Linked DNA regions of Mus musculus: region 2 is linked to region 1. The links are chromatin loops, found by intact Hi-C in ENCODE. Cell type or tissue: heart. All regions are shown on one strand. Links, peaks and the distances in the headings refer to the core of each region. The heading gives the core; the rest is flanking DNA.

The links. Hi-C counts contacts between places; a loop is a spot of excess contacts. Peaks named below come from ENCODE experiments on the same cell type or tissue, not always from the same donor. Only the 100,000 strongest peaks of a DNase experiment are listed, where the experiment ranks them.
Region 2: it touches region 1 in a loop (2.8-fold over the local background); 4 of 42 quality-filtered maps call a loop at or near these places.

Annotation. Positions count from the first base shown.
Region 1 is chr11:71,139,928-71,152,624 of GRCm38, reverse strand. Nlrp1a (NLR family, pyrin domain containing 1A) reads left to right here and starts at 7,921. Exons shown (of 14, transcript NM_001004142.2): 1 at 7,921-7,976; 2 at 10,097-10,409. The coding sequence starts at 10,259. It also overlaps a transcript of Nlrp1b not described here. In heart, for the core only: no CTCF peak of the experiment used is centred there; DNase peaks (open chromatin) are centred at 7,814 and 10,394.
Region 2 is chr11:71,025,909-71,038,605 of GRCm38, reverse strand. It overlaps Mis12 (MIS12 kinetochore complex component), which reads right to left. Exons shown (of 3, transcript NM_025993.3): 3 at 11,245-12,697. 6330403K07Rik (RIKEN cDNA 6330403K07 gene) reads left to right here and starts at 4,989. Exons shown (of 2, transcript NM_134022.2): 1 at 4,989-6,117; 2 at 6,197-6,665. The coding sequence starts at 5,204. The coding sequence ends at 5,569. In heart, for the core only: a CTCF peak has its summit at 9,004 (motif pointing left); no DNase peak of the experiment used is centred there; H3K4me3 peaks cover 1,850 bases; H3K27ac peaks cover 1,672 bases.

The DNA.
Region 1 (12,697 bases), core at 2,881-10,880:
AAAAGCATTATCATAGTAGTTTCATTTAGTAAAATCTGATCTAAATTCGTATGTTTCCTCTGTTGGAATTATTGTGTAAAAACTGTGACTTCTTCTAAAACCATACTGACAACAAATAATCCTAGGAAACTGTCATCATTTTCTTTTTTACCTTTTTCCAGCCTTTTAGAGACAAGATTTTAATGGGTAGTCCTGGCTATTCTGGAACTCACTCTGTAGATGAGGCTGGCCATGTAATCAAAGAGATCCACTTGCCTCTGCCATGAGAGTGCTGGGAAAAACACATGTGCCAACAGCATCCAGCCCAACAATATCTTTATGACTCTTCATCATTGTGTTATTCTCGATCCTATACACGTGTCCATAAGATCTAGAGATAGGAGTTGCATTGGATTCGTGGCATTGGCCGACATTTTCACACCGGAAGTCTGGTTTACATTAACCAGTGTGCAGTGCTTCCTTCAAGGTGTGACCCTCATTATTGGTTTGGGCAATTTATAAACTGCTGAAAGAGACCAGACCTCAGAATCCTCCTTACCTCCCTCTTGCAGCTGGCATTCTGCTGTCCTCTGAGCCAGGCTGCAGCGAAACAAGCTAAGCTTCTCAAGATGGACAGTGCCCAAAACAGTAGAAGCCCTGATAAGAACAAGGACAGACTGTACATAATACCATTAACTAGCATAGTGACCCTGGAGTCACTTCTGCTGCGCGCACAATAGGTGGCACGACGAACCAAGATTTACATCAATTCTGGGTACACAGAACCAAAGGATGCTTGGTAAGAGAGCGGGTGATGCCAGTTTAACACAGGAGTTCCTATCAGATTTAGGATTGGAAAAATCCTTTCCCAATCTGCTGGTGGCATTTTTGTCTTATTGACAGTATCTTTTACCTTATAGAAGCTTTGCAATTTTATGAGGTCCCATTTGTCAATTCTTGATCTTACAGCAGAAGCCATTGCTGTTCTGCTCAGGAATTTTTCCCCTGTCCCCATATCTTTGAGGCTTTTCCCCACTTTCTCCTCCATAAAATTCAGTGTCTCTGGTTTTGTGTGGAGGTAAGAGCTCAAGAAGCTGGACTCCAGAAAATCAAATAACCCCATTAAAAAATGGGGTACTGAGCTAAACAAAGAATTCTTAACTGAGGAATACCGAAGGGCTGAGAAGGACTTGAAAAAAGTGTTCAATATCCTTAATCATCAGGGAAATGCAAATCAAGCCAACCCAGAGATTCCACCTCAAAACAGTCAGAATGGCTAAGATCAAAAATTCAGGTGACAGCAGATGCTGGCAAGGATGTGGAAAAAGAGGAACACTCCTCCATTGCTGGTGGGATTGCAAGCTGGTACTGATTTCCACTCTGGAAATCAGTCTGGTGGTTCCTCAGAAAATTGGACATAATACTACCGGAAGATCCAGCAGTTCCTCTCCTGGGCATATACCCAGAAGATGTTACAACTGGTAATAAGGACACATGCTCCACTACATTCATAGCAGCCTTGTTTATAATAGCCAGAAGCTGGAAAGAACCCAGATGTCCCTCAACGGAGGAATGGATGCAGAAAATGTGGTACATTTACACAATGGAGTACTACTCAGCTATTAAAAAGAATGAATTTATGAAATTCCTAGGCAAATGGATGTATCTGGAAGATATCATCCTGAGTAAGGTAACCCAATCACAAAAGAAGTCACTTGATATGCACTCACTGATAAGTGGATATTAGCCCAGAAACTTAGAATACCCAAGATACAATTTGCAAAACACAAGAAAATCAAGAAGAAGGAAGACCAACGTGTGGACACTTTATTCCTCCTTAGAATAGGGAACAAAATACCCATGGAAGGAGTTACAGAGACAAAGTTTGGAGCTGAGATGAAAGGATGGACCATCCAGAGACTGCCCCACCCGGGGATCCTTCCCATAATCAACCACCAAACACAGACACTATTACACATGCCAGCAAGATTTTGCTGAAAGGACCCTGATAAAGCTGTCTCGTGTGAGGCTATGCCAGTGCCTGGCAAATACAGAAGTGGATGCTCACAGTCATCTATTGGATGGAACACAGGGCTCCCAATGGAGGAGCTAGAGAAAGTACCCAAGGAACTGAAGGGGTCTACAACCTGATAGGTGGAACAACAATATGAACTAACCAGTACCCCCAGAGCTCATGTCTCTAGCTGCATATGTAGCAGAAGATGGCCTAATCACCCGTCATTGGTAAGAGAGGCCCCTTGGTCTTACAAACTTTATATGTCCCAGTACAGGGGAACGCCAGAGCCAAGAAGTGGGAGTGGGTGAGGAGGGGAGCAGGGCGGGGGGGGAGGAGGGTATAGGGGACTTTTGGGATAGCATTTGAAATGTAAATGAAGAAACTAATAAAAAATTGGAAAAAAAAAAAAAGAAAGGAGTTCCTGTCACCTGACTGTGAACTTAGCCATCCTAACTGTCATGAAGTGGAATCTCAGGGTTGTTTTCATTTGAATTTCCCTGATCACTAAGTATGTTGAACATTTCTTTAGGTACTTCTCAGCCATTCAGTATTCCTCAGTTGAGAATTCTTGGTTTAGCTCTTTATCCCATTTTTAATAGAGTTATTTGGTTCTCTGAAGTCTAGCTTCTTGAGTTCTTTGTATATATTGGATATTATCCCTGTATCAGATGTAGGATTGGTCTTTTCCCAATCTGTTAGGTGTCCTTTTGTCTTATTGACAGTGTCCTTTGCTTTAAAGAATCTTTGCAATTTTATGAGGTACCATTGGTCAATTCTTCTTTTTAAAGCATAATCTTTTGGTGTTCTGTTCAGAAAATTTTCCCCTGTGACCATGTGCTGGAGGCTCCTCCCCACTTTCTTTTCTATTATTTTCAGTGTATCTGGTTTTATGTGGAGGTCCTTGATCCACATGGACTTGAGGTTTGTACAAGGAGATAAGAATGGATTGATCACCATGGACTAAGGCTAATCTTCAATGACAACATAAATAATAGAAAGCCAACATTCACATGGAAGCTGAACAACACTAACTCAATGATAACTTGGTCAAGGAAAAAAGAAGAAAGAAGTTAAAGACTTTTTAGAGTTTAATGAAAATGAAGGCACAACATACTCAAACTTATGGGACACAATGAAAGCATTCCTAAGAGGAAAGCTCATAGCTCTGAGTGTCACCAAAAAGAAACTAGAGAGACCACACACTAGCAGCTTGACAGCACACCTAAAAGCTCTAGAACAAAAGGAATCAAATTCATCCATGAGGAGTAGATGGCAGGAAATAATCAAACTCAGGGCTGAAATCAACCAAGTAGAAACAAAAAGAACTGTACAGAGAATCAACCAAAACAGGAGCTGGTTTTTTGAGAAAATCAACAAGATAGATAAACCGTTAGCCAGACCAACTAGAGGGCACAGAGACGGTATCCTAATTAACAAAATCAGAAATGAAAAGGGAGATAACAAGAAAACCTGATGAAATCCAAAGCATCATCAGATCCTAATACAAAAGGCTATACTCAACAAAACTGAAAAACCTGGATGAAATGGACAATTTTGTAGACAGATACAAGGTATGAAAGTTAAATCAGGTTCAGATTAACGATCTAAAGAACCCCATATGCCCTAAAGAAATAGAAGCAGACATTAAGAGCCTCCCAACCAAAAACAGCCCAGGACCATATAGATTTAGTGCAGAGTTCTATCAGACCTTCAAGGAAGACATAATTGCAATACTTCTCAAACTATTTCACAAAATAGAAACAGAAGTTACTCTACCCAATTCATTCTATGAAGCTACAATTACTCTGATACCTAAACCACACAAAGATCCAACAAAGAAAGAGAACTTCAGACCAATTTCCCTTATGAATATCAATGCAAAAATACTCAATAAAATCCGTGCAAACTGTATCCAAGAACACATCAAAATGATCATCAATCATGACCAAGTAGGCTTCATCCCAGGGATGCTGGGATGGTGCAATATATGGAAATCCTTTAATGTAATCCACTTTAGAAACAAACTCAATGACAAAAAACATTAAATGCTGAGAAAACATTTGACAAATTCCAACACCTGTTCGTGATAAAAGTCTTGGAAAGATCAAGAATTCAAGGCCCATACCTAAACATAATAAAAGCAATATACAGCAAACCAGTAGGCAACATCAAACTAAATGGAAAGAAACTTGAAACAATCCCACTAAAATCAGGGACTAGACACAGCTGCCCATGTTCACCCTATGTATTAAATATAGTACTTGAAGTCCTAGTCAGAGCAATTAGACAACAAAAGGAGATCAAAGGGATACAAATTGGAGAGGAAGAAGTCAAAATATCACTTTTTGCAGATGATATGATAATATATAAGTGACCCCAAAAATTCTATCAGAGAATTCCTAAACCTGATAATCGGCTTTAGTGCAGTAGCTGGATATGAAATTAACTCAAACAAACCAGCAGCCTTTCTCTACACAAAGGATAAACAGGCTGAGAAAGAAATTTGGAAAACAACACCCTTCACAATAGTCACAAATAATATAAAATACCTGGGTGTGACTCTAACTGAGGGAAAGATTTGTATGATAAGAACTTCAAGTCTCTGAAGAAAGAAACTGAAGAAGATCTCAGAAGATGGATTGGCAGGATTAATATAGTAAAAATAGCTATCTTGCCGAAAGTAATCTACAGAGTCAATGCAATCCCCATAAAAATCCCAACTCAATTCTTCACAGAGTTAGAAAGGACAATTTGCAAATTCATCTGGAATAACAAACACCCTAGAATAGCAAAAACTATTCTCAACAAAAAAAGAACCTCTGGCAGAATCACCATGCCTGACCTCAAGCTGTACCACAAAGCAATTGGGGAAAAAAAAAACAGCACAGTACTGGTACAGCAACAGACAGGTAGACCAATGGGATATAACCAGTAGCCCCAGAGCTCGTATCTCTAGCTGCATATGTAGCAGAAGTTGGCCTAGTTGGCCATCACTGGGAAGAGAGGCCCCTTGGTATTGCAAGCTTTATATGCCCCAGTACAGGGGAATGCCAAGGCCAAGAAGTGGGAGTGGGTGGGTAGGGGAGCAGGGCAGGGAGAGGGTATAGGGAACTTTCAGGATAGCATTTTAAATGTATATAAAGAAAATATCTAATAAAAAACCAAATTCCAGTCCTGTAAAAAAAAAAAAAAAAAAAAAAAAAAGACCCAGAAATGAACCCACACACCTATGGTCACTTGAACTTTGACAAGGGAGCTAAAACCATCCAGCGGAAAAATGACAACATTTTCAACAAATGTTGCTGGCACAACTGGTGGTTATCATGCAGAAGAATGGGAATTGATCCATTCTTATCTCCTTATACAAAGCTCAAGTCTAAGTGGATCAAGGAACTCCACATAAAACCAGAGACACTGAAACTTATAGAGGAGAAAGTGGGGAAAAGCCTCAAAGATATGGGCACAGGGGAAAAGTCCTGCACAGAACAGCAATGGCTTATGCTGTAAGATCAAGAATCGACAAATGGAAGTCGAGCATGGTGGCACATGCCTTTAATCCCAGCACTCGGGAGGCAGAGGCAGGTGGATTTCTGAGTTCAAGGCCAGCCTGGTCTACAAAGTGAGTTCCAGGACAGCCAGGGCTACAGAGAGAAACCCTGTCTCAAAAAACAAACAAAAAAAAAAAGAATTGACAAATGGAACCTCATAAAATTGCAAAGCTTCTGTAAGGCAAAGACACTGTCAATAAGACAAAAAGGCCACCAACAGATTGGGAAAAGATCTTTACCAATCCTAAATCAGATAGGGGACTAATATCCAATATATACAAAGAACTCAAGAAATTGGACTCCAGAAAATCAAATAATCCCATTAATAAATGGGGTACAGAGCTAAACAAAGAATTCTTAACTGAGGAATACCGAATGGCTGAGAAGCACCTGAAAAAATGTTCAACATCCTTAATCATCAGGGAAATGCAAATCAAAACAACCCTGAGATTCCACCTCACACCAGTTAGAATGGCTAAGATCAAAACTCAGGTGACAGCAGATGCTGGCAAGGATGTGGAGAAAGAGGAACACTCCTCCAGTGCTGGTGGGATTGCAAGCTGGTAAAAGCACTCTGGAAATCAGTCTGGCAGTTCCTCAGAAAACTGGACATTGTACTACTGGAGGATCCCGCAATACCTCTTCTGGGCATATACCCAGAAGATGTTCCAACTGGTAATAAGGACACATGTTCCTCTATGTTCATAGCAGCCTTATTTATAACCAGAAGCTGGAAAGAACCCAGAAGTCCCTCCACAGAGGAATGGATACAGAAAATGTGGTACATCTACACAATGGAGTACTACTCAGCTATTTAAAACAATGAATTTATGAAATTCTTAGGCAAATGGAGGGATCTGGAGGATATTATCCTGAGTGAGGTAACCCAATCACAAAAGAGCACACATGATATACATTCACTGATAAGTGGATATTAGTCCAGAAACTTAGAATATCCAAGATACAATTTGCAAAACACATGAAACTCAAGAAGAAGAAAGACCAAAGTGCGGATACTTCATTCCTTCTTAGAATGGGGAACAAAATACCCATGAAAGGAGTTACAGAGACAAAGTTTGGAGCAGAGCCTGAAGGCATGACCATCCAGAGACGTCCCCACTTGGGGATTCATCCCATAAACAACCACCAAACCCAGACACTAGGCAGATGCCAACAAGATTTTGTGACGCTCTGCCAGTGCTTTGCAAATACAGAAGTGAATGCTCACAGTCATCCACTGGACAGACCACAGGGTCCCCAATGTAGGAGATAGAGAAAGTACCCAAGGAGCAGAAGGAGTTTGCAGCCCTATAGGAAGAACAACAATATGAACTAACCAATACCCCTAGAGTTCCCTGGAACTAAACCACCATTCAAAGAAAGCACATGGATGAGACTCATGGCTCTAGCTGCATATGTAGCAGAGGGTGGCCTAGTGGATCATCAATGGGAGGAGAGGCCCTTGGTCTTGTGAAGGTTCTATGCCCAGTATAGGGGAATGCCAGGGCCAAGAAACAGGAGTGGGTGGGTTGGGGAGCAAGGGGAGGGTGGGGGTAGGGGATTTTCGGAGAGTTAACTAGGAAAGGGGATAACATTTGAAATGTAAATAAAGAAAATATCTTTAAAAAAAAAAAAAAGCAAGCTTGAGGACAGGTGCTCTGATCCCCAGAGTCTTCACAGGTGCCTGCTGGGCATGGTTACAGGCTTGTAATCCCACATTTCAGAAACACTAAACAGGAAATGTTCTGGGTTAGCTGCCTAGCTGGACTAGCCACACCCATAAGCTTTCAAGTCAGACACATGAGTCCACTTGCATATGAACATGCACACACACACCACACACCTACAGAAAAACAAGATGATGTTTGTGAGATTCAAAAACCGAATGTGACATTTAGGAGACTTCAGGAGTCAAATGTGTGTGTGTGTGTGTGTGTGTGTGTGTGTGTAACATACATACATACATACACAGTGTTTGTGGTCTAAGAGGAATTTACTGAAATGAGCAGACTGTGGCTGGGCAGGCTATAGGGAAGGCGAGGAAGCACAGAGATCAAGAGCCCAAAACTGGGGGGAACCAGAAGCTACTGCTGACCTGGGACCTGTTGGCAAACTTCAGGTCCCACACTAATGGAAGAGGGAACTGAGCTCAGACATGAGTCCTGTGGTCAGGCAAGCAGGGCTTTCTGCAAACCCGGAAGAAGCTCTCACCCTGACTCCTCCAGCCCAGGCATCTGCAGAGACTTAACAGGAAACAAGCTGAGTAATGTTCAACCTCCATTCCCAGTGTTCAGAGGAAGTACATCTGCCGTTCTCTGATGCCTGCCTTCCTGAAAATGGGCCAGAGTCTCTTTCACTTTTGGAGACCAGTTTCTTAGCTGAGGAGCCTTGTTCAAAGACACACACTCCAGTGGGCCCCATAGAGGAGCAGGGTGAGTAGTGGGACCCAGATTCCACCAAACCACTTAGACCTGGGAGGATAAGGGCTGGCCTCACTACACAAAAACAGACATGGGGATCTCGGCCTGAAAACCAGGGCCCAGGGCCCCAGCCTCTGCTTGGAGAGTCTGCAAGCCAGCTCTGATGGGTGATAGACTAGGTTACCTGTCTGGTTCAAGTGCCTGCTCCTGTTATAGCCTATCCTGCATCCTCCTCTCTACCCTGAATCTGCAGGAATAACTCTCCTGAATGATGAGGCATTGAGAGGGAGGACCAGGGAAGAGAGAGAGAGAGAGAGAGAGAGAGAGAGAGAGAGAGAGAGAGAGAGAGAGAGAGAGAGAGAATCTATGCTATTTACATGGGGTGGTGTGGGAGAGCCAACGTCCCCAGAGAACTAAGTTAGACAAAGTTAGTGAAGAAAACATAGTTGCCTTAGGACCATAACCACAGCACAGGGGTCAGAGTGGGTCCCCCTATATTATAATCTTGACTCCTCTGAGGCACAGGCTTCAGTGTCAGACCTGCCTTGCCAAGTCCACTCCTGGACAAGGACACTGAACTAATTTTCCTTTTATCTTTACATCAGGGCCTCTAAGAAATCTTGTGTCGGACTGTCCCCTGCATACAGGTGGCCCTTTGGCTTTCTCTGGGTAATGTGCCTTCAATCAAATTATTAGTTGACTCAGTCTTGTTCCTCCTTTGTGGTGCCCAGGGACAGAGGACTTCTAAAGATTCCTTCGAAGAGGCTAGCCTTAACTTAGACTGAGCCTTTACTCCGCTCTGTCCTGTATCTTCCCACCTTACCCTGGGTCACAGTAATGGCTGAAATAGTGATCTCCTTAGAGTGGAACTTTAGAAAAGGAAGATGAGGACATGGGATAGTGAGTGTCCTACATAATCCATCATGCATCCTCCATCCCTGTGTTCCTGCCCACACATCCTCCCATCCTTGGTACCCCAACACCCCCTTTTCCAGACCCCAACCTCATCCCTTGATTTGTATCCTCTAATCCTCCCAACCATCATGCTCTGACCCTGCAACCCTCCATCTTCTTACCTCTACATTTCCCTACTCTCATTGTCTACAAGTCTACCTTCATACACCTCCCTTTCCATCAATTTCTCTGCCTAGGCTGAGGCAGTCTTCCCTGCTGTGGTTCTCCAAAGTTAAAAGACCTAGATCTCCTGCATACTGCTACTATAGGGACTAGTGCCTTACTTTAGGAACAGTACTGCTGTGCACCAACAAACCCAGCAAACCCAAGGAAGAACAGCACCCAAAGATTTGATGAAGCACCAGACCAAAAAAAAAAAAAAATCTACTGAATATTGTCTCCTACAGGTGCACTTTGGGTTCCCTTTGACTCTGCTCCTTCCCTTGATCTCTCCATTTCTTCTTATCCTCATATGTCATTTTTGCCCCGTCCTTTAGAAGTTATACATAAGGTCCTCCTAGATCAAATCACTGACATCACTAGGTCTACATTAGGACAATGGCTGCCCTAGCTAGGGACCTACTAGGTTCCCTCTGCTCCATCTCATTGTACAGTTCACAGCCTCCTGTCTATACCTGTTTCAAAAGCTTCTCCAGAAGTAAATGGCAGCAATCACATGACTGATCCAGCAGAGCAGATCAAGTTCAAAATCTCTTTGCAGCACATGAAGTCCACCTGCAACATACACACCCCTAAACCACTAGGAACAGGATGGAACTCCACCTCCATCATCCCCCTCCCACAGGGACCAATCAGTAAGTGAACACACCACCCATTCCTTTCATCTGTTTTTGGGGTGAGATAAATAACCTTAATGACCTAAAAGAAGAAACTCAGACAGCTAAGAAACCCCAACTCAATATAAGGTTCAGCACACCTGCCTTCAGGAGAGCCAACACAACAGCTAGAACATCCACTGGCATCATTCAGCTATGAAATTTTAAAGAGCATGTCCACTGTTACATACTCCTGTCTCAGTGTTCTCTCTTCTGCCCTATGAAGCCCAAGCCCCTGCACCTGGGCACAAAGTACCCACTCCCCAGGAGGGACTTGTGTCTCAATTGTTCTGATCAAAGGTGATGTGACCCTGTAGAGGTTTGTCTGCTTTCTTTTATCAGCAGGTCTCCTCTATCACTTCTGATCAAACACCCATTCACAGAGCAGAACTACCTGGCAGAGACAAGAAGCCACTGGTCTCCTGCTTGCAACAACAGAAGAGCGTCTTGAAGCAATAAGAGCACAAACTGCTCAGAGAAGCAGTATTCAAGGGCTCTATCATCATGGAAGAATCTCAGTCCAAGCAGGAAAGTAGCACAAAAGTGGCTCAGCATGAAGGTCAAGAGGATGTGGACCCAACCTTCAAAACAAAGAAACTTATGGAGGTGGAGCTAATGAAGCACAGAGTGCAGCTAGAGAGGAACTTGAAGCTAAGTAAGTACACAAAGAGCCCCAATTGATCACTCTGTGGCCCCTTCATCACCACTGAGCCCTTCTGCCAAGGTTTCCATGGGCAGGCTATCATCCTGACAAAAGAGTTCACAGGCCCCAGCAGAGGCTGGAACAGGAAGGCTTTCAGAAGCCCCTAACTGAACTCTACAGAACACTCTGATCTACAAAAGTGCATGCTCAGGTCCCCATTTGATGCTCAAATGCCCCTGGAAGAAGCACCCTGAAGCTGTAGTGGGGTATTTGTAGTCAGGCATGCAGAAGTCTTTGAGAAGGTTGGCATAGGGTTCAAGCCAGCTCTTGAGAAGAACAATTAATGACACCATTGCTACATGCCCAGACTTTGGAGCTAGGCAGAGGCAAGGCTCCAGCCTTCCTAATTGTATCCATCTGGGAAATGAGAAGGCGAACAGCTGTCTCCTTAGGCTGTAGCAGTTGAGAGATAATCCATGTCAAATGTTAAACAGTCTGATATTCAATAAATGCTCAATAATTCTAAGTACAAGCCCATGCTATTTCTGCTGTTATGATAGTGTACAACCCTGTGGGACAGAAGCTCAGAGCCACACATGGGGGAGCTGAGGCTCAGAAAGGAATAGAGACTTACACAGAGGACCAGGGTAGATCCAGGAGTTGTGTGAACTTTGTAGTCCCAGAGGAGGGTTTCCCAGCAGCACCTGTGAATGCCTCATTGTCCCCCATGTGATCATCGAGAAGGGTATGAGGCCAAGCATGAAGGACCCCAGCAGTTCTCCCCACCTCCTACCCCTGCCTCTCTGACCAACACACAACCACTGTCTCCTTCTGATAGGACATTCTTTCTCGTTATTCAGACCCACAAAGGTAAGAAAGAGTGAGCAAATGAGAGAAAGAGAGAGGGGGGAGAGGGAGAGGGAGAGGGGGAGAGGGGGAGAGAGAGAGAGAGAGAGAGAGAGAGAGAGAGAGAGAGAGAGAGAAAGGCAAGGCCTTAACAGACAATCCCCTACCATATACAGCTCCTCAAAACTACTGAGCTCAGACCATGAGTCTTGGAGACATTTTCAGATCTGAAAGGAGAAATTAATTGAAATCTAACAAGTCTAGATGCAGAAGAAAAGGTTAATTAGCCTGTGTCTACCCTTATGTTTTGCCTGTGGGACTCTGCATCTTCTCCCATCAGCTTCAGGAGGAAGACTCTGATGGTGATGGAGCTAGGCACCAGTCTCTTGAGTACAGCAGCATATCGTTAGGAATCATTTCGTTGGCATTTCATTGTTGTTCAGTCATGTTTGGTTCTACCCTAGTTCTCTGGGTCTTTAAGCTTCCAGTTTCTGGCCCTGTAGGCATGGGCTCCCTCTTGGGGCTTGTGCCTCAAGTTAGACCAGTCAGTCATTGGCCACTCCCACAAGCACATCTTGCAGGAAGGACAGCTTGTGGGTCAAAGGTTTTGTGGGTGGGTTGGTTTCCCAGTCCCACAACTGGAAGCCTTGCCTGGTTACAGAAAATGAATACTGCATGCTCCATATCCACCAATACTAGGAAACAAATTGATTCCTCTGTCTTCCCCTCTCTGGCTTCATATCAGTCTGATGACTTTGCCATCAGATATGACTTATGTGCACAACTTGTAGTATTCGGTAACCTCTACTATCTGTATAGGAAGTTGCTTTTCTCTTTTGTGTGCTCATTTGTTCGTTCTTTATTTTTCTTCTTGTACCTATATGAGTTGGTCTTTCGTGATTTCTGTGATCTTATTGAAGATCTGGTCTGTACATTGACCTGAGAGTCCCATCCACCCATTCACTTTTGCCTGTAGCTATAAGATTAGTCATTTAGGGATGTCCTAACATTTCCTACATGTTCATCTGAGTTTTTTATCAATTTTTAAAATATTATTTACTTATGTGGTCTAAATCCTATACTTTATAGTCTATCCTCTACTTGATTCGTTCTGATTATAAGACTTTCTTTGAATTTTTTAGTTTTGTTGCTGTTTTTCAATTTGATCTTAATCCAGTCGAGTTTTTTCGTTATTCCTATCTCTTTTGAATTCAGTTTTCAAATCACAGGTTTAAATCATTGTTGTTTCGTTCAGTACTGTGTTCTTGTTTGCTTGCACATCACTTGGGCACCTACCATCTTTGAGTTCATTCTCATCAAGTTCATTTGAGCTCTTTGTCTCTGCCTTCTTTTAACTCCCTAACTCTCTGAGGACTATGATTGCCACTAAGCTCTGTAACTTGGTTCATTTTGGTAATTCTCACCATTTCTATGGACTGGTGGATTGGGAGGCA
Region 2 (12,697 bases), core at 4,594-12,593, 120 kb after region 1:
GTCTCAAATACAGCCTCATTTTATTAACTAGGCTCCTCTCATTCTGAAAATGAATTTGCTTCCAATTTCTTGCCCTGATCAAGAGTACTGAAATACATACCCTTCTGCAAAGAGCCTGCCTTGGGGTCAACCCCCAGAGATAAGACAATTGCATCAAAAGACACAAATAATCTATGACTGTCATTCTTCAGCAAATTGCAACCATGGTGTCAGTTTTCTCAGGACTAACAAAGTCGTTGATCTTCCCACACTGGCTATTGTACTGTTACCTCTTCATTTGTTGCCTAGGGAACAGATCATCTGAATAGCACCATAGCCAGCACCAACCCTGCGTTCTAGGATCTAGCCATGATTCTCTGATTTATTATATTATCAAAATAATTCTGCTAATGAGTTCAAAATCTACTGGCTCTTTTTTACCAGTTCACAGGCTATAACACATTTCTTCGTTCACCCATTTTGAAAGTGTGTTTGTGATAAAAGGTAGAACTGTACTTCCAGCCTGATATGGCGACTCACATCTGTAATGTGAGCATGCATTAGGCTGAAGCAAGAGGATCGCCCATGTATTAGATGGCACTCTGGGCTACATAGTGAGTTCCAGGACAGTTGACTCTGGCTGGAAAGATGGCTCAGTGGTTAAGAACATGTATCACTCTGCCAAAGAACTGAGCTTGGTTCCCAGCACCCACATTGAGCACCTCAAGCCTGTAACTCCAGATCCAGAGGACCCAGCTCCCTCATCTGGACTCCCTGGGCATCCCCACATGTGTAGCACTCCCACACTGACACCACACATACATTAAAATAATAAGACTAAAGATGCTGACTTCTGATATTCACAGACACCTGCATGCATGTGTGCATATATATGTACATATATATATGTGTGTGTGTGTGTATGTGCATAAGTAAAATAAAACCATTTTTATTTTAATTAGAAGAAGCTGGAGAGATGTCTCACCAGTTAAGAGCACTCTCTGCTCTTCCTTAGCAACCAGGTCCAAGTCTTAGCACCCAAATGCGTCTCATAACCATCCCTAACTCCAGCCAAGAGGAATCTGACACCCTCTTCTGGCCTCTCCAGGCTACACACACAGAGTACACAAACATAGGTGGAGGCAAAACACCCACACACATAAAATTTTAAAAAGGATTTTTAAGAAGGAAAACGTATAAGGTTATACCACAACTGAGCATTAAACACATTCCTGTTACTAGAAAGTTGCCTGGAGCCTGTTTACAGCTAACATTTTTATTTCTCCCAGAGCCACAGGCAACAAATCTCTTTTCTACCTCTATAAATTTGTCTTTTCTGAACATTTCACATCTATTCTCTCACCTGGCTTTTCGTTTTTGCTTAGCATGCTGTTTAGACCAACCCTAGTCCAACAGGTATCAGTAGCTCACTCTTTTCCATTGTTGGGTAGTATTCCAACTGTATAGCTGAACCACATCCATTCACCATTTGATGGCCATTTGAATTATTCTCAACTCTGGCTATTACCAATAGTGTTGGTGTAGATGTTTAAACATTAGTCTCCATGTAGAGCTGTCATTTTTCTTAGGTAGAATCTAGGAGTGGAATTACTGGGTCCTATCTTTTTTTACTCCTATTTTTCTCTTTGAAATAGATTTTTTTTTTTACAATATATTCTGCTATGGTTTCCCCTCTCCCAACTCTTCCAAAATCACCACCACCACCCCTCCCATCTGAATCCACACTTTCCCTGTTTTTAGTTAGCAAACAACAGGCATCTAAAGAATAACAATGCAATACAACAAAAATGAGCAACCCAGAATAGGACAGACATGCTCATACACACAGAAATCATAAAAACACAAACTGGAAGCCATGATATATACACAAAGAACCTGTAATGAGGGAGGGACACAGAGAAGTCTTGACAAAATATTATGAGGCAAAAAACTTCCAAAGATGCTTTGAGCACTTGTTTTTGGTTGACCATCTACTGCTGGGCATGGGGTCTGCCCTTAAGAGTGGTTTGTTTCAGAGCTGAAGAGATGGCTCAGTGGTTAAGAGCACTGGCTGTGTGCTTCCAGAGGACCTGAGTTCAATTCTCAGCACCTGCATGGCATATCACACCTGTCTGTAACTCCAATTCCAGGGTTTCTGACATGCTTCCACAGACATGCAGGCAAGCAAACGAACATAAAAATGGAAATAACTTTTTTTAAAAAAAAGAGTGGTTTGTTTACTCAGTGAGACTCACTAGGAGAAAACTAATTTTTCATTTGTGAGTAGTAATCAATGGTAGGTAGAGTCTGGGTTAGGAATGGGGGGGGGGTGTCCACTTCTCTCCTGTCCCAGTGCTGGGACTCCATCTGGCACAGACCCATGCCAGCCTGTGCATGCTGTCACAGTCTCTGTGAATGCATATGTGTGTGGGGTCCTGTTGTATTTAGAGGGCCGTGTTTCCTTGGTAACCTCCATCCTCTCTGACTCTTGCAATCTTTCCATCTACTCTTCTACCGGGTTCCCTGAGCCCTGAGGGGAGACTGCTGGAGATATCCCTATTAAGACAGAGTGTTAGAGGTCTCTCACTCTCTGCACATGGTGTAGCTCTGGGTCTCATCTACTGAAGGAGGAAGCATCTAATGATGGCTTTGCAAGGTACTGGTCTGATTCCTCGGCCATCGTGGCCAGCCTGTTTCCAGGGAGTGCCTCCTGGCTTTTGGCAGCTAGGACAAAAGGCTGAGTGGTGGAGGAAGGCTGTAGAAGATCTGTGGTCCTCTGGGAGTGGGAGAGACTATGGAAAGCTGCAGCAGGTGACCTGCCACACATCTGGGGCTAAGACTCGTGTCCTATCTCTTTTTTTTTAACTTTCAAAAAATTTTATGCATATGGATGTTTTCCCTGCATGTATGTCTCTGTGCTATGTGCATGCCTGGTGCCCATGTGGGTCAGAAGAGGGTGTTGGATTTCCTGGAACTGTGCAGTCCCATGCAGGCCACCATTTGGTGCTGGGAATAGAACGTGTATCATCCGAAAGAGCAGCCAGTGCTCTAACTGCTGTGCCGTCTCTCCAGCCCCCAGGGTTATATCTAAGGTATAAGCTTAACTTTTTTTTTTTAACTGTCAGACTATTTTCTAGAGACTCTCCACCCTTTTATACATCACAGCTGAGGTTCTTTGTCCTAAGGGATGCTCTTATCTGCAGCTGCTAAATTCCGAAAATGTAGCCTCTTGCTGACAACAGCCAGTCACTCATTCGACCTATCGCTTTCTCAACAAACATCAGTATGATACCACGACCTAGTGGGATTCACTCCTGCTGCAAGGAGTCCTGAATGCTTTGAGACGGAGACACAACAGTCTGATCACATCAACACCTCCATTCTGGGTTCTGTTGGATGAATTAGAATGACTTGGTGGGCAGGAGTCGATTCTATTGATACTGACAGGCTTGCCAATGGATTCCTCCAACTCCAGGGCCCAGTGAATCATGTGATTGCTCTCCCCAAATCCTACAAGGGACTGACAACCAGCCTTGGAATTTCAGACACAACAGAGGTGCCAGGAGATAGTGGTACTCAACAAGTACTGAAAGAACCAGTGGTACCCATCAAGTACTGAAGGTACCAAAGAGTCTGACTGGGAAGAAAAGTGAGAAATGGGCTCCTTTTTATTCCTATTTTTTTCTTTGGAGTAGTTTTTTTTTTTTCTTTTTTTTTTCCTTTCTGAAATTGATTCTTTTTCCTGTTTTATTCAACACTTTAAAAAATACTCAGTGTGTACACGTATGTTTAATGTATAATATGTGAGCACATGCACATCGCAGAGCATAGGAGAGAAGTTCAGGGGGTAATTTGTAGACATCAGTTCTCTCCTCCTATCATGTGACTCTCAGGCATCAAATTCAGGCTCTCGGGCTTGGAGGCAAGCGCCTTTAACCTACTGAGCCACCTTGCTGCTCCCTGAGATTGGTTTCCAATCACGTGTGAGATGCACTGAAGACTAGGAGCAGATGAGGAGTGTGGAAATGTGCGATATAGATAGCAGTGAGAGGAGAGAGGCAGAGGGAGGGAAAGGGAAGTCTGCCTCTGTTACTTCCGGACCCTGGGTTGGTGAGAGTTTTGTTGTGATGTTCTGAGGGGTTTTTTGTTTTGTTTTTTTGTTTGGTTTGTGTGGTTTGGTTTGGTTTTTCTTTGAGGCAGGGTTTCTCTGTGTATCCCTGGCTGTCCTGGAACTCACTGTAGACCAGGCTGGCCTCGAACTCAGAAATCCGCCTGCCTCTGCCTCCCAAGTGCTGGGATTAAAGACATGCGTCACCACGCCCAGAGTGATGTTGTTTTTGTTAGATTGTTTTGTTTGGTTTTGTCTTTTGAGTCAGAGCCTCATTAGACATCCAGGCTGGATGGAAACTACTGATCTTCTACCTCAGTCTCCTAAGCTCGTACATAGCTAAGTTTCCTGTGTCAGTTGTTGTTGTTGTTGTTGTTGTTGTTGTTGTTGTTTTCTACAAGACTGTTAGTTTTTTCATGCATTACACAAACATACATGCTGGAGCCAGAAAGGGATCAGGAGTTAGTGAGGGAAAGACAATAATTATCGAGTAAGTGGCTAACAGTTTGTCAGTTGGCCTTTCTTCGCTGATTTTCATGTACGAGGCTTTCAGACAGCAATGCAATGTCCTTCGGTTATAAAACTGCGCATTTGTGCGCCATCTCATTAAATGTGTTTGTATGCCCATCAAATTTTAAGCTCTTACATTATTCATGTCTTTAAAACTAGAAACAAAACCCTGGGGGAAGCTCTGCACACAGCTTGGAGCTTTGCCCCCTGCATTTCTGCTTCCAGACTGCCAAGTCCCCCTTACTAGCTGAGAGATCCCAATGTCTCTCGCCTCCTTCTCCCCTCCCCCCCCCCCCCCCCGCAAGACAGTCTCGTTGCTATGGAGATAGACTTTGCTGCGCCAAGACTTGCAAGGTGCTAGAAACTGGCTGGCCAACCTCTGCAACAGGCTGTGGGCGGAAAGGAGGAGCCAGAGAAAGAGTGTTCTGGGCAGAGAGGCCCCGGACCCGGTAGAGGCCCCCTGCTCTGCTGGCTCCGCCCCTATCACCCCCACCCACCCAGGGTATAGAAATACTGCTGCAGTCCGGGCCACCGCCCACTGCACTGCGACCCAGCAGGGACTTCGCCTCTTAGTCTCAGCAGCTTATCTGCCCGTGCTCTGCGCCCATGGCTAAAGGTCCCTTTTCGCGCAAGCCCTGGGGTCCAGAGCAGATGTATTTCGATTCTGACCCTGAGTACGAGGGCCTGTTCGATAAGCCTCCCCTGGAGGAGGGCCACACTGCGCGTGCACCTAAGTCTGCATCCTCGGCTGGCAGGAAATCTGGTCGGCGTTTGAGTGGGAGGGCTCCGGGGACCCGCGCTGGGCTGTCCCGAAAGGCCGCCGTGCGTCCAGAGCCCAAGGAAGAAGAGCCTCCAGTGGAAGAGGGCTGCTACCTTGACCACTTCCCGCACCTCTCCATCTTCATCTACGCGGCCATCGCCTTCTCCATCACCTCCTGCATCTTCACCTATATCCATTTGCAGCTTGCCTAAGTGGCCAGGGCCCCGACGGGGTGGGCGCAGAGTCGAGGGGAGGGGAGGGGAGAGGAATGAGAAGCGTAGCCTTTTGTTTCGGAAACGCGCTGCACCCCCTTCATCTAGCATTCGATGCTTCTTTTCTTTGTTGTCGCTTTGTCTAACTGTTCATCAGACGGTCCAGAGTCGCTGCAGGCAATGAAATAGCTGTGCTGCTTGCACCCGTACATTGAGTGCAATTAGTATAATCCTGGATTGAATTGAACCCAGTTTGTAATTAGGATGTCTCTGTATCCTACCACTTTGTGACGTGAGGGCCTAGCATTTTGGTGTTTGTAGAGCAGAGTCCAGCCTTCTGTTGTTTAAAGGATGAACCAGACCCGAGTCTGCGGCCTCCCTGAGAAGGTACCGCAAGGAGAATCAGCACCCTGGCTCGGAGTGCTGGAGCCTCATGATGCTGCGTCACACCGGGATGAGCCAGTTGTGCCTAGTTCTTTTGGTTAGGACTCTGAGCACCAAGCTGGCGGACCTGGGAGAGCAGCGGATATGGCTGGCTGCTGGAGGAGGTGAGTGGCGTTTTGTCAAGATGATTCTGACCCACCAGGAGTTGGGGCTGACGCGGGCTGTGTATTTTTGCCATTTCAGGTTTTGTGGTTACCAGAACTGACCACCAGAGAGTCAACGCTCAAGATGGGTTTTTGGACTGTGTGGAAAAGTAGACCACAAGTCTTCAGAGATGGAGGCCTAGATAGAATTCGTGTGTTCCATGAGATGAGACTGAGGGCTTTCCTTTGCTGCGGCCCATAGGAGGACTGTGCTAGAGAATTCTATGGTGACTTCATTTCAGCCTGGAGGCCTTCTAAAGCTGTGATACCAAGATGAAGAGGCTGGGACTAAGGACTGTCAGTAACAGAGTTCCTGCTGAAATCTGTCATCTCAGACTCAAAAAAGTGAATACCAGAACTCGCGTTTGCAGGTTATTCACCTACCCACTGTTTGTTTATTCATGTCAGCTGTTCAAATGCAAAACTTTTTGACACTGCTATACTCTGTGGAAATGTCTATAATTGCAGCATGTCTGATGGAATAAATCATATTCTCAGTGTCCTCTGTATTCGTTTGTCCACCAGCTTCCAGCTGTATGATGGCCCTTGACAGATTTCCTGTTCTGCTCTAGCTTTCACTCCCTTCTCTTTAAAACCTGCCCACTCTCCCTGGAAAGCTGACTTGGTTACACGGCATTTCTAGGTACAGAATCTCTCCACACCAAATAGCTATACGGGCCCCTCTGTGGCATCTGCCACTATGTCCAGATTCCTAGTTCCACAGTCCCCTAACAGCAGTCTGACTTCGCCACATGGTGCCATTCCCCATTGCTCAGTGTAAGAATCCCACTCAATCCCTATCAAGAGGCTTCTGGCTCAGCTAAGCTCTGGATTGACCCAGCTTGAGTTTTTTATCAATTGTTTTCCAATAGAAGGGCCTCCCTTCACTGTTCTGGTCTTCCCTGATTCCGTACCACCATGTCATTTGGTATTTTTGCTTCTTTGCACTTTAAGTGCCACAAGTCTGACACCCACTGGTCCCTGACGACAGCCTGTTTACAGTAATTCCCTCTAACCATCATCAACGGCACTGTTCCCCCAAATCACATCTCCAAGGTACCAAAAGAGTAATGTCAGTTTCCGGTTGTACCCGTGGATACTGGATCTAGTGCTGACGTTTAGCATTGCTCCCCACTGGATGGATCCCTGTTTATGGGCTAATGCTTTCCAAGCACACAGTCCCCATTGTCTCTCACTTACAGTCTGAGGTGTGACTGTATCATCTGATCCCGGCAGTAATTCCTTCCTCTAGTCCCCAAACCAAATTACCCACTTCTCAACATTTGTTATTTATTCTATGTTACTATAAGACTTTCCGGATATCTAAGTTCCATTTCCTACCCTAAATTCAAGCATCTAATTCCACCAACTACACCACGGTTAGCCCTATTACCTCTAAAATCTTAACATTGGCTTCAATGTCCTGAATGGAGATGGCTCAGCCAGTTAGAATGAATGCTTGTTGCATGGGAAGAGTCGATTAGGGAGCTCATCCCTGGGAACACTGGACACTCATATTCTCTCGGCATCCCTTAGTTCCCTGTGACTGTCTATGGGTGGGGCCAATGAGGTCACCCCACCCCCACCCCTCTGCAGCTTCAGGTTAGCATGTGCATTGTTGCTGTCCATGTTCAGATCTTGTTTAGGCAGCCATATTGTTGAGGTATCTCGGGTGAAGCTTATACATACAAACAACACTAAACAGACTCAACAGGCTGTCTTTGTGTGTGTGTGTGTGTGTGTGTGTGTGTGTGTGTGTGTGTAAAACAGTAACAATTTAACAAAAGGATCATGAATTTTAAAAGAGGGACATGGTAAAGAGAGGGAGGAAAGGGAAATTATGACTATATTTTAACTTTAAAAGCTGGATGTGCAAGTCAGAGAGAGAAAGTAGCACCTTTCAGTGGTCTCTGCTTCAGTTTCCGATTCCTGGCTTGAGACTGCCCTGACTTCCCTCAGTAATGGATGTTACCTTAAAATATAAGAGAAAATAACACCCACCCATCCGCCCCACCTCCCACCCCAAACCAAACCAACCAATCAGGTAACAAAAGAATGCTTACAGCTCTTCCAGAGGACCGGAGCAAGGTTCCTAGTACCTAGGCTGGTCACCCATTAACCCCAGCTCCAAGGGCTCTGATGCCCGCTCCTGGCCTTCACAAGCACTAGCAGACATATGGCATACACAAAGACAAAAAAAACTTAAATTCTCAAGTACCCAGCCCCAGTTGGGGCGTAGTTCAATATTATGAACCCTAGGTTCCAAACCCAGTACAGCAAAAACAAATAACCTATATTGTTCCTAATTTCAGAATGCATTGCTATCCCACAAATATTGTCTCCCCACTGTTGTACTCCAGCCTTTAGCATCCACCTACCATACATCAAGGCCACCCATACCCAAGATTCAATTACTTTTCTTCCCATACAGCTGCTTATTCCTCTGTGACCAGGCTGGCCTTGAACTCTGAGACCCTCCTGCCTCTGTCTCCCAAGTGCTGGGTGGCCTGTATCTTCTAACCTCTGTTCTCCCATCATCCACTTGTTGCCTCAGCATCATCATACGTCTGGCCCACCTTCCTGTTAGGTTTTCCCACGGTGACCATGCATCTCTCCACTATTTTGTAGGTGACTCCTTTCCTATACTGATTCTCAACAATATACTAATTTTGAGGTTGCCTTGTCCAAATTCTCAGGCCTTTTCCTGCCTAATAATAGCCTTATCAGGGTTTCACCATAAAAAAAATTACCTGTGAGCTGGGGAAAGGACACTCACAGTTCTTAGAGGACAGGGTTTGGGCTTCCCTGACTCCAGTTCTAAAGATCCAACGCCCTCTTCTGGCCTCTGCCAGGACACCATGCACATAGAAACAAAACATGCATACCCATAAAATAAAAATCAAACATACCCATCCTTTTGTTTTATGTTGCACAAATTCCAGGAATACAGGAGTATAGTTTAGTGGTATATCTTAGTGTGAACACTATAGCTAGGTTCAGCCCCTCATAACAAAAACATGCATTTTAAAAATTCTATATCCTTATTGACCTAGCTGGGATCACATATTTACTTTTGGCCAAAAGGGACAAAACAGACATGAAAATAACTTCTCAAATAAAAACTGAAGTGTTATGGATGTTGTGGGCAGGTAAAATATCAGGTATCTACTTCCAGTAGATCAAAATTGACCCAGTGCCAATTGTTTGGGGCAAGTGTCCTGTTCTAAGTTTCAGTGATGGGCAGAAGTCATCACACATGACGCCATTTCCGATTATGAAACATTATGCTTGAAAGAGAAAACAGAACTTTGCTATCTGGGACAAGAGGTCTCAGATTTTACTTTCCTAAGAGGTATCCTACAGCCTTATCAGTTATCTTACTCTGATCTCACTAGGCCCACAGCTGCTATTAAAAAAAAAAAAAAAAAAAAAAAAACCTCAGGGACCTAGAACACCAAAAATGTAGTCACAGCTGTGGAAAACCAGAAATCTACAATGTGTCCACAGAGCCACTACTGGGTGCTCTAAAAATCTGTGCCCTGCCTCTTCCACCTTGTGGCTGCATTACTCCAAACTGTCTAGGTCACAAAACAACATGTCTTTCATCTCAAACCTTTCATTTGCAGGTATATTTATCATCACTGGATTAGGGCCCACCAAGATAGTTCAAAATGATCTCTTCATACTTAATTATATTTACAAAGATGCTCTTTAAGACAACACTTAAGTCCCGGAAATTAGAATACAAATGTATCTTTGAGTGATCCTCATTCAACTACATTATTTTTCCAATGTGCTAAATTGAAATAAATGTGATAATTTTTATCTAAGTAAAAAGCCACAGTAAGCCAGGTGTAGTAAACCTAGCATTGTGGAGGGAGAGGCCAATACGATCACGTGAAACCTTGCCTCAACAAAACAAAACAGAAACCAACCAAACAACAACAAAAGCCAGAGGGCACTGGCTTCTTTCCAAGGTCTCTTGAACTCCAGGGCTGCTAACTGCTTACCACCACCAGGCTCTTGCTCTTGCAAAGGATCTGTTCTGGGAATAAAACAGTTCTTCTGTACCAAAGCAGAGATGTCTTTTTGCTACTTCCTTATCCCAATCAATTAGCAAGTTCCCCGTGCAAGCTGTTACTAATAAAAGTGCAGTACTGGCTGGGCCATGATGGATGACTGTGGTTGGGCATCTCCCTTCACTGCTGGGGTGTCAGAACTACACCAGTGTGAAACACAGGGCACTCGGCTACATTCCATTCTCCCTCTTGGGATACCAGAATCTTCCTGTTGTGCCCTTAAGGAGAGATGGGCCCCTGTCCACGTTTCTCTGATTACAAAATGGCAGGGGCTGGAACAGAAGCTGTGGTTCTCAAACTCCTGGGCACCCAGAAGATGCTGGGAATCACAAGGAGGAAGTGGGCCTGAAATGAGCCCAGGGCCTTAGCTCAGGGTGCCAGGAGGGAGGGAGGGGCCTTCTGCAGGAAATTTAGGCACTGCTCGGTATGAGGAAGGCTTCCCTCACAGTGGTCCTTAGGAAGGAAATAGTCCTTGCTTTTCCAAACTATTATTCATGGTGAAAAAGGATGCATGACTTACTCAGGATGGACCAGAGATTAAATACCTTTTGCAGGAAGGAATGGCCAGGAAGGGAAGCTTATTGGCTAAGCTCTCCGGGGCCCATTTAGACACCTCATTAGTTCTCATTAGAGAACTCCAGGTGTCTATGCTACACAACCAGTTGTCACAGTCCTATTAGTGGGGTGTCGTGGTCATGTACAGTACCAGGTCGGGAGCAGATTCGAATGCCTACCATTCTCAGTTACTGCTGGGGTTATTTAATATGCTTGACTTACCAGTGTTTCTTCTGGTGACACAGTTCCATTTGCCCCAGAGATGACTTGTCGAGTGTTTAATCCTCTCACATTGTCTTCAGTCAGTCAAAAGGACTGAGTTCACAAAGGGCTCATGACCAAAGTAGAAGTATCTTTAGCTATGGCATCATTCTTTAAGCATTCCCCCACAAAAGCTAGTGTTGAATTAAATCTCTTCCTATATATTAAGCAATAATACATAAATACTGAAGTATTTATTTATTACAGGTATAGAGATTATTTATTGTATGTATAGAATCCAAAGTTACATGCCTTCCTGCTGTCTCAGGTGTTACAGGGTGAGATCATGCCAGAGCAGAAGGACCTGAGTCCATCCTTTATTGGGAATCTATTCCCTAAGGAACACTCCTGTTCCCACAGTACTGACATTAATCAAAGTATAAACCTCTACAGTGTACCACTAAGAAGTCAAGAGTTTTAACATATGAATTTTATGGGATACATTCAAACCCCTTATACCGACCCTTTTAGTAATTTTCCATCCAATGATACTTGCTTTGTCCCAACAAGTCCCATTCTGTCCCTTAGTTGCACATTCCCAAACATCTTTTTACTTCTTATATTCAGAATCTAATCTCTCAATGCAAAATCCTTCTGCAATGGTCCCAGTATCTAACTTAAGGGTCCTGAATAAAGTCTGCTTTACCAATCTAACAAGTGCCATCAATCACATTTGGGTTTTTTGTTTTCTGAGATGGGGTCTCTTTAGTCCTGGCTGCCCTGAACTCTTTATGTAAACCAGGCTAAATTCACAAGAGGTCCACCTGCCTCTGCCTCCTGAGTACTGGGATCAACGGCATGAAATCCAGCTAGGAGTTAGTTTTTAATAGCACATACTCACACATACACAGAGGTTTTGCTTGTCTCTTAAGAGAGACTGTGTGTGTACACACAATGTGGGGGATGAGAGTGTACATGCCACAGTGTACCTTAAGACAACTTTGTGGAGTCAATTCTTTCCATCTTTAAGTAGGTTTTGGGGATCCTACTCAGGTCACCAGGCTTGTATTACAAGTATTTTACCTGCCGACCCATCTCATCAGACTTACAAAAAGTAGACTGGAATGTGACAGGCGTATCCCATTTCCTAAATTGGCCATATCTGTTCCAGCTGTGTGAATTCCATATGTTCTACCTTATGGGTTTTCTGCTATTTTCTTTGCCTAGAGTGATCTCTTAGGTGAGAGGCTAACACCTTCTAAGCTTGACTTGAATCTTACATTATCAATGGGACATGCCCCTTTAATATATTGCACTATATGTCATCCCATACCCTGATCCCCTCTACTGTGCCCTGCTGCCCTTTGATTTCCTTCTCCTCCTTCCCACTCCTCTTTCTGCTTCTCTCCATGTTAAATCCTAAGTATGTTGAGCATACTCTACCACTGAGCTATGTCCTCAGCCCGGCTCTATTAGTCCCTGATGTACCTCATGGTTATACTCAATGAATACAGACCTGCTTTATACAGCAAAAATGAGCAGAAACATCCAGTTCCATGAGGATTCTATTCCCTCCTGAAATCATACTAAACATACCTAACAGCAAAATGAGTGCAATCCCAAAAGAACTGGAGGCTTTACCAGATGTGAGCCAAGTTTGAGAGAGAAAAGCAAATGGACACAAGCTCTGCTTCTGAGGTCTCCAC